2 separate regions of the Homo sapiens genome follow, and region 2 is linked to region 1. Evidence: read pairs that join two places in POLR2A ChIA-PET (ENCODE). Cell type or tissue: HepG2. All regions are shown on one strand. Links, peaks and the distances in the headings refer to the core of each region. The heading gives the core; the rest is flanking DNA.

The links. ChIA-PET counts read pairs that join two places held together with the same protein. Peaks named below come from ENCODE experiments on the same cell type or tissue, not always from the same donor. Only the 100,000 strongest peaks of a DNase experiment are listed, where the experiment ranks them.
Region 2: POLR2A ChIA-PET joins it to region 1 with 14 read pairs; 6 of 35 experiments call an interaction of 5 or more read pairs at or near these places.

What each region holds. Positions count from the first base shown.
Region 1 is chr2:197,513,242-197,518,620 of GRCh38, reverse strand. All of the region lies in intron 2 of HSPE1-MOB4 (HSPE1-MOB4 readthrough), which reads right to left. It overlaps MOB4 (MOB family member 4, phocein), which reads right to left and starts at 2,555. Exons shown (of 8, transcript NM_015387.5): 1 at 2,475-2,555. The coding sequence starts at 2,534. RefSeq lists a silencer at 2,497-2,716. In HepG2, for the core only: a CTCF peak has its summit at 2,640; DNase peaks (open chromatin) are centred at 1,960, 2,660 and 3,120; H3K4me3 peaks cover 2,713 bases.
Region 2 is chr2:197,611,140-197,616,518 of GRCh38, reverse strand. RFTN2 (raftlin family member 2) reads left to right here. Exons shown (of 9, transcript NM_144629.3): 7 at 540-643. Among named protein-coding and RNA genes, the nearest start is that of RFTN2, 62 kb to the left of the region's middle. In HepG2, for the core only: a CTCF peak has its summit at 1,254 (motif pointing right); DNase peaks (open chromatin) are centred at 1,258 and 2,838; H3K27me3 peaks cover 2,890 bases.

The DNA.
Region 1 (5,379 bases), core at 98-5,097:
ACTGCACTCTAGCCTGGGCGACAGAACGAGACTCTGCCTCACACACAAAAAAAAAAAACCTCCAGGTGCAATGGCTCACGCCTGTAATCCCACCATTTTGGGAGGCCCAGGCGGGCAGATCACCTGAGGTCAGGAGTTCGAGACCAGCCTGGTTAACATGGTGAAACCCAGTTTCTGCAAAAAATTAGCTGGGCGTGGTGGCACGCGCCTGTAATCCCAGCTACTCGGGAGGCTGAGGCAGAAGAATCGCTTGAACTCGGGAGGTGGAGGTTGCAGTGAGCCGAGATCGCACCATTGCACTCCAGCTTGGGGGCAACAAGAGAGAAACTCTGTCTCAAGAAAAAAACAAAAAAAAGAAAGAAAGAAAGAAAAAGAAAAAAGAAAACCAACTATGTGCCTATATTCCAGTCTAACCAACTTTTTTTTTAATGTAGGAAGATACTCCACCTACTCTCCTATAGTTTTTTGTTTGTTTGTTTGAGACCGAGTTTTGCTCTTGTTACCCAGGCTGGAGTGCAATGGCGCGATTCCGGCTCACTGCAACCTCCGCCTCCCGGGTTCAAGCGATTCTCCTGCCTCAGCCTACCGAGTGGCTGGGATTACAGGCGCCCGCCACCACGCCCAGCTAATTTTTTGTATTTTTAGTAGAGACGGGGTTTCACCGTGTTGGCCAGGCTGGTCTTGAACTCCTGAACTCAGATGATCCGCCTGCCTCCACCTCCCAAAGTGCTGGGATTACAGGCGTGAGCCACCGCACCCAGCCCTCTATTATAGTTTTTAATTTTTTTTCTTTTGACCCAATAGGGAAGGAGATACGGTTCTAAATATATCATTTTAGAACAGATCCATTTCACTAAACGAAATTCATGTGATAAACAAGATAGGACAAACTACGGCGTAAGCAGTCTTTTTCATTTTTTATCCTTTTTCTGTTATATTTTATCTAACAACCTTGATCCATGACAATGTGAAAAAAAAAGACAATAAGTTTTCTTCTATGTGACTTACAGCAACATAGCAAGTATGTTACGATATTAAATATTTTATTTTCTAACCTTTCAAAATTAAGAACTTATGAATAAATGAGATGACTCTCAGAATATGAACAGAAAAGTCTACTTCTGAACATAAAAATGTAATCAGAAACAATGTTTCCACAGAATAAGATGTAAAGGTATCTGAGAAAAGAGCATGAGGAAGAAAAGTGTGGAAACGGTAAAAAGCAAGCATATGTAACGGATAAATTTCCAGTAGTATGAAAACAAAACTGTCAGTAGGAATAACTGACAGCTTAATGTGACTCCAAAATAAGACTTTAAAATTTTCTCTGAAATTCAGCACTAGAAGCAGCTTGTTAAAGAGAACAGGTCACCAGTGAATTAAGAATCAGGAGACTATGTATCCTTGGGCAAATCCACTTAATTCTCTTGGGCTTCAGTTTCCTTATCTGTAACATGAATCTGGGGAGGTAATCAATACCTGTATGCCCCCTTCGAAAGGTGTTCTTTCCATAATTCTGTATAAGAAATTAAAATCTATTCTCAGACATACAATCATAGCTCCACGATTGTTTTGTTTCAATTTTCATTTGCATCACTTTTTAACATTTTATAAACACATCTCTTCCGATTTCAGAGCATCTAGTCTATAGCAAGCCATTTCGGCTAGCAATTAATCAGTTCAAGTCTGGATGCCAATTTTATTTATTTATTTTTAATGTGAGGCATCCCATCTTTTCCAAACCCTAAGAAACAATGCCTAATCAAGCACCAATTTACCACACATAATGCCCTACAAAAAAGCTGACAAAATTATAATCAGTTCATTCTCTGACTATGCTTCACGCATATTAGCAAGGAATGACATCTAACAAGTCACAACTTAGTGATGAAAACTTGCTGGACCAGAGAACAGCTCCAGGGAAAGCGGCAGGGAGAGGTGGTCAAAGGGAAACAAGGAGGAGAATATCGGCACCCGGATCCGGCTAGACAAGCTGGATGGCAGGAAACGGGTAGGTACTTCCCAGGCCAGGTAGGAACTGGACGCCGGGTCGAGGTAGGCTGTGTTTACACCCCCTCCCACCTCAGCGGCCCCGACCTTCAGGAAACCCCGGGGGTCTCCACCAGGCTGGTCGCGCCCCTCCAATGCTAGTCAGCTGGGGCTCAGGGGCAAGGCGAGAAGAAGCCGTTGCTGCTGACAGGCTCGCAGCCCAGGGCTTCGGCAGGCAGGTACCACCAGCAGACCCCACCCGCCCCTCACGCCTACCCCTGGGTCGGAGCTCCGCAGGCCTCACGGCGGCCGCCACCGCCTCAGCCAAATTGAGGGGCTGCAGCTCCGGAAGAGCAGGCCGGGCACCAGTGCCCCAGCCCGCCCGCCTGCCGCCTCGGCCCAACCTCCCCGCAGTGGCGGCCAGCTTCCGGGCGCAGCACTGCTCGGCACCTAGTTGCCCGACAAGAAAAGTGCAGACATGGTACCTGCGCCTTGGTGCCCGGCCTGTTCCGCCTCAGCACTGCCGTCCCCTCCGCCATGACCATAGTGCCAGCGTCTAGGCGGCTGGAGTCGGTACCCGGATGTAGGGACGGCAGCCTGCGCGGGGGGCGGGGCAGAGCGGCGCTCTGCGTCTGGGAGGAGGAGCGGCAGCTGACGGAACAGCTGCAGCCTGCGCCGGGAGCCGTCCGGGTAGAAGCGGGCTAGGCGGAGGGAGAGGGCGAACGAGGAACAGCCGGACGGCGTCGGGTGGCTACTGGCAGGGACTGAGGCACCGGAAGGCGGGCGCCACGAGCCTCTTTGCGAGGGCTGCGGGGCGGTTTGAAAGGTCGTGATCGCAGCGACCGCTGCGGCAGTGTGCACGGCTGCGTTGCACGTTGGTATGGGCTCTCGTTAGTTACACGGGAAGAACGAACTTCGTATAGTGGCGACCGTTTCAGTAAACCCACCTGCAAGCAAATACTTAGAGAACCGTAATTCTGTCCCAGAAGCCACCTAAGGAATCAGGGTAGAAAACAGGCCAGCAGTCTTGGCAAATTCTATAGAACCTGCGTGAAATCGACCCAATCTGAAATCAGACGGGGGATTTGAGTGTCAGTGTTATTTACGCCATCCGGCGACTTCAAAGCCAAGGACTTTTTCAATGACAAGTTTGTTTACGTAGATAAAAGACGCAGATGTCAATTATGTGAGATGAAGAGTGGACATCTGGTTTTGTGCGTTAGGCAGACAGATTTAGCTCGTGTTTTTCAAGTCAGAAGCAGGAGGAGGAAATTAGTAGTCCTTGACAGGTGGTGAGGGTTTTACATCTTACAGGATTCCACATTTCCTTTGTTGCAAATTTTAAGTGTTCTCTCTTAAGAAACCACAGCATTTTCGCAAACTTTTTTTCCTGCTTAGAAACCTTGAATCTTTTATCTGGGGTGAGGGAGGCCTTGGGATAGCAGATGGGAAGACAGTTCAAAAAGTAAAAAACGCATACAGTAGCATGATTTCCAAAAGAAGAAAACATCAAGTGTCCCTAGATAGAAGGTGTATTGAGAATGCTGAGGGAAGGGCCATGTAACAGCTTCCAGAAATGGAATTTGAGAGGAGAGGAGAGGTTGAGTGGGTCTCTAGCTGAGTAATTGTCAGTGACTTAGAACTAGGCATTGAAGGGTTTAACAACAGGAAGTTGGTTCTCTCTGGAAGATGTATTGACTGGTAACTCTTCAAGAATAGGGACTTAATTTTGCCCTCCCAGAACCAGCGTCTACATATGAAAAGATTATTCGTTCAACAGATACTCATTAAGCCCCACTATATGGTAGGCACTAATGTACAAGTATGATAAGGCTCAGTCCTTCACTACAAATTGCCTTGACTCCAGCAACAGAGACGTGCAAATCACAAATTCTTATACAGGTTAAGTACCCCTCATCTTAAAGTTTGGGACCAAAACACTTTCAGATTTCTGATTATTTTGGATTTTAGAATATTTGCATATACATAATGAGATTTCTTGGGGATGGAACCTAAGTTTAAATGTGAAATGCATTTGTTTCCTATACACCTTACACACATAGCCTGAAGTTACTTTTATACAATACTTTAAATAGGCCGGGAGCGGTGGCTCACACCTGTAATCCCAGCACTTTGGGAGGCTGAGGGGGGCAGATCACTTGAGGTCAGGAGTTCCAGACCAGCCTGGCCAACATGGTGAAATCCCATCACTACTAAAAATACAAAAATTAGCCAGGCGTGGCGGCAGGCGCCTATAAAACTTCAAATAATTTTGTGCGTGAAACAAAGTTTTGACTGCAACCGGTCACAGAAGGTCAGGTATGGAATTTTCCACCTGTGGCATCATGTGGATGTTCAAAGTTTCAGATTTGGGAGCATTTCAGATTCTGGACTTTTCAGATTATGGATGCTCAACTTGTATTAAATGCAACGAGAGCCTAGGACAAGTGACACGTAAATGTTGCCTCCCTTAGAGAGATGGGTTGGGTCTATGAGATAGCAGAGTCCCAGGGAGGCCTCTTGGTCTATAGATAACTCGCCTCACTTACTGCAAGGATTACGTTTACATTTCCCAGATTGTGTGATATTTCCCTGAGCTGTAAATAGTCACCTATAGTTGAATGGAATCATCTTCACTTTCTCTTAATTCCAGATTTGTTAAACTGTTTCAACCCATCTGAAACCAACAAAAAACGTGAATGAGTAGGTGTTAAATTCGGGAACAAAATGCACATTCGTTGTTTTTGAAAAGTCCAATAAAGTTGCATTCTGATGTCAACCCTGGCCTTGTTCATAGGAAGGACCTTGTTCTTTAGGGATAGAATGTTTCTAGCTCATAACCTTCACATTTTCATTCCTCTGTCAGCCTGTAGATTACGTACCTCCAAACAAGACAAATTTTATAACTAGGGTTAATTTGTCCGGGGTAGGAGGAGAGAGAAAAGAAAAACAAAAAGCATGATCAACAATAACAGTTACATGAAATACTTGAATATTTCAGGTAAAGGAGGAGTGGAGTGATCTGTTTAAAGGCAATATGCACCAGTAGGAATAGCTCTGGACTGGGATTCGGAAAATCTAGATTCTCTTGCCTGTTAACTGTTAAGACATTGAACAAGCTATCAAATAAATGTTTCTTCATGTGTAATGAAGATTGTGCATAGCAGTTCTTTCCCTCTGCCCCATAAAGTATGAAAGCAAGCATAAAATTAAATATGGAACCTTGAAGCTTTAGAAGAAAATATTTTATAAAGCCAAAGTATCATAAGTAATTTCAAATTATCCATGAGCTTCAAATCATTGACACATTAAAAAAAATTATCCAATAAAAATTCACTTTGGGGAATTTTTAAATCCAAATAAAAGAGTTAATGCAGGCCATGTGCGGTG
Region 2 (5,379 bases), core at 311-5,310, 98 kb before region 1:
GGAGTTCAAGACCAGCCTGGGCAACATAGTGAGACCCCATCTCTACAAAAAATTTTAAAATTAACCAGGCATAGTGTCATGCACCTGTAGTCCCAGTTACTCAGGCGGCAGAGGCAGGAGAATAGTTTGAGCCCAGGAGATTGAGGTTAAAGTGAGTTATGACTGTGCCACTGCACCCTAGCCTGGATGTAGGAATGAGACCCTCTCTTTAAAATAAAATAAAATAAAATAAAATAAAATAAAATAAAATGCAGATTCCCAGCTCCCCAACCCCATGTATTAAATTTCGAGAACCACTGCCCTAACAAGACCAAAGGAAGGCCCAAACTTCAGACAACGGGATGGAAACCTCTCTCCATTACTAGTGTTTCTAACTTGGTTCAATTATCAGAAGGAAGCAGAGCAGAACATGAAGCCCAGGAAGGCTGCAGCGGATGAAAGTGAACTCCCCTCATCCTAACACGCATCACCCTTTGTTGTAATTGTGTAGTTGGTTGTCTTTGCCATTAGACTATGAGCTCTTATACTTATTCATGCAGGGATGTGAAATCAAAACAGATTATGGCCCTCTGCTGCACACTCTGGCTGAATTCGGATGGCTTCTGACAAGCGTGTTGCCCACACCTGTATTGAGACATGACAGGTAAGGCAAAAGTATCCTTACATACTATCATTTAATTCTAATATATAACTTCATCTGTTAGATAGTTCAATTCAACAAATATTTGTTTAATGCCTACAGAAAACATTACACTGAGCTTCGAATTTGATTTTATGGACCTTAGAGGTTAGTAAATATAGTCCTTGGCATTATAGATGTATAAGCTGTTAGGCTCTGCAGCACATATCCAAAACTGTTCTCACCCCAGCCCACAGCCAGGTTTAGGACACAGTAGGGTTCCAGAGTGAGCAGGATGGAGGAGCGCTTCTGCCACCTCCCCTCCAGTGTGGTGAGTTAGTTCCCCTTGGCACATGGACTTGGTAGCTGTTTCCATTAAAATAAATGCCTACATTAGAACCAAATGCCAATATTTTGTAAGTACTAACTTTCCTTTTCCTTTTCTCCTTTTACTAACTTTCCTGGAAAGGAAAAATTGAATCTTACTTTTTTGAGAGAGGGAAACAGAGACCAAGTAAGTCATTATGTAAAATGCTTTGCTATTCCTGGGACCCAGAGATGTGTCCTCTGCCCGCTTTGGCATCCAGGAAATGACTGACTGCTAAGGCTGTCCTGCCTGGGCAGGTGACTACCTGCAGAGGACAGCACAGTACCAACTAGGCCTTCCCTTTTAGCAGAGTCAATTATGGTTCAACATTCTGAGTGATTTGCAGGTGTGACTAAGGAAAGCAACTTCCCCTTCCTTAGTCTAACCCACTTCACTCACCTTTTCTGGCCTTCCCGGTTTAGCAACTTAGCCCTGTCCAGTATCCCAGTACCCCACAACATTTAAAAACCTTTGATTGGCATGGCTTTATCTGAAAAGCCACACCTTCTTCGGGTAGGGAAAGGAATTAAGGTGGATATAAAGTAAAGAAACTCAAGTTTAAAGAACAAAAAAGGAATGTTTGAAGTAAGCAAAGCAATTAATCTACTTTTCTTCCCAGAGCTCTATAGTAACTGTTCTCAAATTGAGTGATGACTCCTTGAAGCATGATTTCCCAGCCTTTTGTACTCTGTGACATATCTGTCAAATAACAGAATAGTAATAATTCTCAAGATTCAGTCTTCACAAAACAGGAGAATTCCATGACACCCCCGCCCTCAACCTTGCAGGATGTGTGACAGGGGTGTGGCTTGTTTGTTCACCCTCTGCATGCTCAAACCACTTACAGGAGGGGAAGCACACAGATGGGCAGGTGCAGGAGCTGGGGTGAGTGCTGTGGGGCTCCGGCCCCATGGTAGCGTCTAGGGGTGGGTGCCTGTGACTCCCAAAGCCCAAGTAGGCATGTGTTACAGTGATCTTTTAGTTTTGCCATCTGCAGAGGGCTTAAGTGTTAACCAGCTCAGTGTCCTCTCAGTACCTAGGTCCTTGTCCAGCGTCCAGGAAGAACCAAGTTGCACAGGGAATTGAGGACAGTGATTGTGCAGGTTTTATTGAGGGTAGAGGTGGGATGCAGTGGGAAGATGATCATCTTCCGGAGTTTGACCGTCCAGCAGCCGATCTCCTCTCCAACCATCTCCAGCCAAACTCTTCTCAGCATTCAGATGCTCCTTCTCTTATCTCTGCCACGCCATTCTGAATTTTAAATTTTAAAAATCAAATTTAAAAGGCAAAAAGTCAATCAATAAATAAAAATATGTGGAAGCTGTACATGGTTTCTGGCCCTGAAGGATCTTGTGAGCTGGTTAAGCTTACGTTTCATATGTACAAAACAAGGGACTTACATTCTGGTCAGGGCAGATCAAGCTTATGTATTGTGTAATATAATACAGTAACTAATCAAGGGCTAGATGAGGTGTCTTAGTCTATAGGTTCTGTAGGAATATTAAAAAGAAGAGACATTTTAAACTGTCAAAGTTGGATGGGATCATCAAATACTAAAGAGATTAGAGGGCAGCATCATCACTATTTAGCAGATTTCCATTTAGGAAGATGCTACTAACTCTGTATAGAAGATAGCAGAAAAATGTAATTTTAACATTAATTGCCATTATGCAACAAGGCTCACTACAACTCTCAATGTCTACTCTTCTTTTGTATGCCAAGGAGCATTGTGCAATATTGGTGTTTATTTTGTTCCTTTGCATTTTGTAATTTGAGTCCTGCCAAGTGCCTGCAACACAGGAAATATAGGATGAAGGTCATTTGGTAACAAGGATTGTTGGTAAATCTTGTTTATTCTCTGCCTTTTTATTCTTGTGCAAATATACTGTCCCTGTGACAAGTCACATGCTGTTCTTAGCTGCTTCAGTACACACAACGATAGTAATCATGGTCAATGATGTCATCTTTACAAATAAAGAAAAGTGTTATATACAGTTGACCTTGGTCAAAATAGAGGATAGAGCCCGAAGTTTTTAGTCTCTGACACTAGAGGAATGGTTATGAGCTGCCCAGGCTTTGGAGCTAAGCAGATCTTGTTTTAATTATAGCTTCATCATTGTTTAGCTGTATGATTTGGGCAAGTCATCTAACCTTTTTAAGATAAATTTCCTTATCTGAAAAATTGGACAATAATATCAACTTTAGTGGATTATCACTATGACTAAGATAATACACGCAAAGTACCTATACAGGGCCTGGGCATATTAAGCTAATGAATTAGGGCTAATGTTTTGGGACGCAATCCTTAGCAGAACCAAAATTTCTGATAAGTTGAAACCAATGTTCAGGGATGGTAGCTTGGCCTGTCCTAAATCAGGATGTTTCAGAAAATGTAAATACTCTAGTTCACTATATACAAAATCAGCACTGAAGATGACAAGATAATAAAAGCAACAGAAATACATAATGACATTATTAAGATATCTTCTTACACATATTCTCACACCCAGAAAAAAGAATGTCTATCATCATCTTCTTTTTGCGGCCCACATGTCGAAAACATAACTTAAAATTACTGTCAGTGAAAACATTCTTCCTTACATGTGTTTGTCTTATATGCAACAACAGAGTCTTAAGTAATTTCAACATTCTCCCTACTCTTCTGTCACCTAAGCCATACTTGAATGGCCTATATATAAGCTGTTTTTCCCTCACTCAAATATATCCTGTTATTGGATTACATACATACAGTACGTCCCTAGGTTAAAGTTGTTGCTTCAATTACCCTAGGCAATATCACACCACTAGGGTTTAAAGCTGCATTACCATGGAAACGTCATGATGCTGTAATCTTATATCACCACATTATTCCAGAGTTATTGTTGTTGGTCCTGAAAACATGCCAGAATCCCTTCTTAATTGTTATCACTATTAATAATACCAATGGGCTCAATCCTTTTTCCTTCAAGAGTTCAAGGTGAAAGTTGACAGTAACTCTTCAGAGCAAATTTGGTGGAGGACCAAACCAGCTGAGTTAGCAGCTAATATTGTTAAACCACCAAAATAAAGGAGAAGGAGGAGCTAAAGTTCCCTCTGTTTGGCTACCTCAAAACAGCAGCATGGCTCCCCTCTCCAATTCTGGAGTGTGGGCAGGAATGTGCATTGTAACAGGAATCCCAAAGCAATTTTTATGCACTTTCAGAAACACTGAATTCTAACCTTACACTGAGAGAGAGAAAGTGAGGGTAAGGGAGGGGGTGAGAGAGAGAGAACTTTAGAACACAGGATAGAAGAAAGACATGCACTCATTTATATCCAGAAGGCAGAATTTAAAGGCAGGGGACTTTTGGTCCAGCTGAATCAAGTTGTACTATACCAAGAACATTAAAAAACCTCATCCTCAAGTGAACCTAATAGACACCTACAGAACTCTCCACCCCAAATCTACAGAATATACATTCTTCTCAGCACATCACACTTATTCTAAAATTGAACACATGTTTGGAAGTAAAGCACTCCTCAGCAAATGTAAAAGAACAGAAATCACAACAAACTGTCTCTCAGACCACAGTGCAATCAAATTAGAACTCAGGATTAAGAAACTCACTCAAAACTGCACAACTACATGGAAACTGAACACCCTGCTCCTTATTGACTGTTGGGTGAATAACAAAACGAAGGCAGAAATAAAGATGTTCTTTGAAACCAATGAGAACAAAGACACAACATACCGGAATATATGGGACACATTTAAAGCAATGTGTAGAGGGAAATTTATAGCACTAAATGCCCACAAGAGAAAGCAGGAATGATCTAAAATTGGCACTCTAACATCACAATTAAAAGAACTAAAGAAGCAAGAGCAAACACATTCAAAAGCTAGCAGAAGACAGGAAATAACTAAGATCAGAGCAGAAATGAAGGAGATAGAGACACAAAAAACCCTTCAAAAAGTCAATGAATCCAGGAGCTGGTTTTTTGAAAAGACCAACAAAATACATAGACCACTAGCCAGACTAATAAAGAAGAAAAGAGAGAAGAATCAAATAGACGCAATAAAAATGATAAAGGGGATATCACTACCGATCCCACAGAAATACAAACTACTATCAGAGAATACTATAAACGCCTCTATGCAAATAAACTAGAAAATCTAGAAGAAAGGGATGACTTCCTGGACACATACACCCTCCCAAGACTAAACCAGGAAGAAGTTGAATCTCTGACTAGACCACTAACAGGTTCTGAAATTGAGGCAATAATTAATAGCGTACCAACCAAAAAAAGTCCAGGACCAGACGGATTCACAGCCAAATTCTACCAGAGGTACAAAGAGGAGCTGGTACCATTCCTTCTGAAATTATCTCAATCAACAGAAAAAGAGGGACTCCCC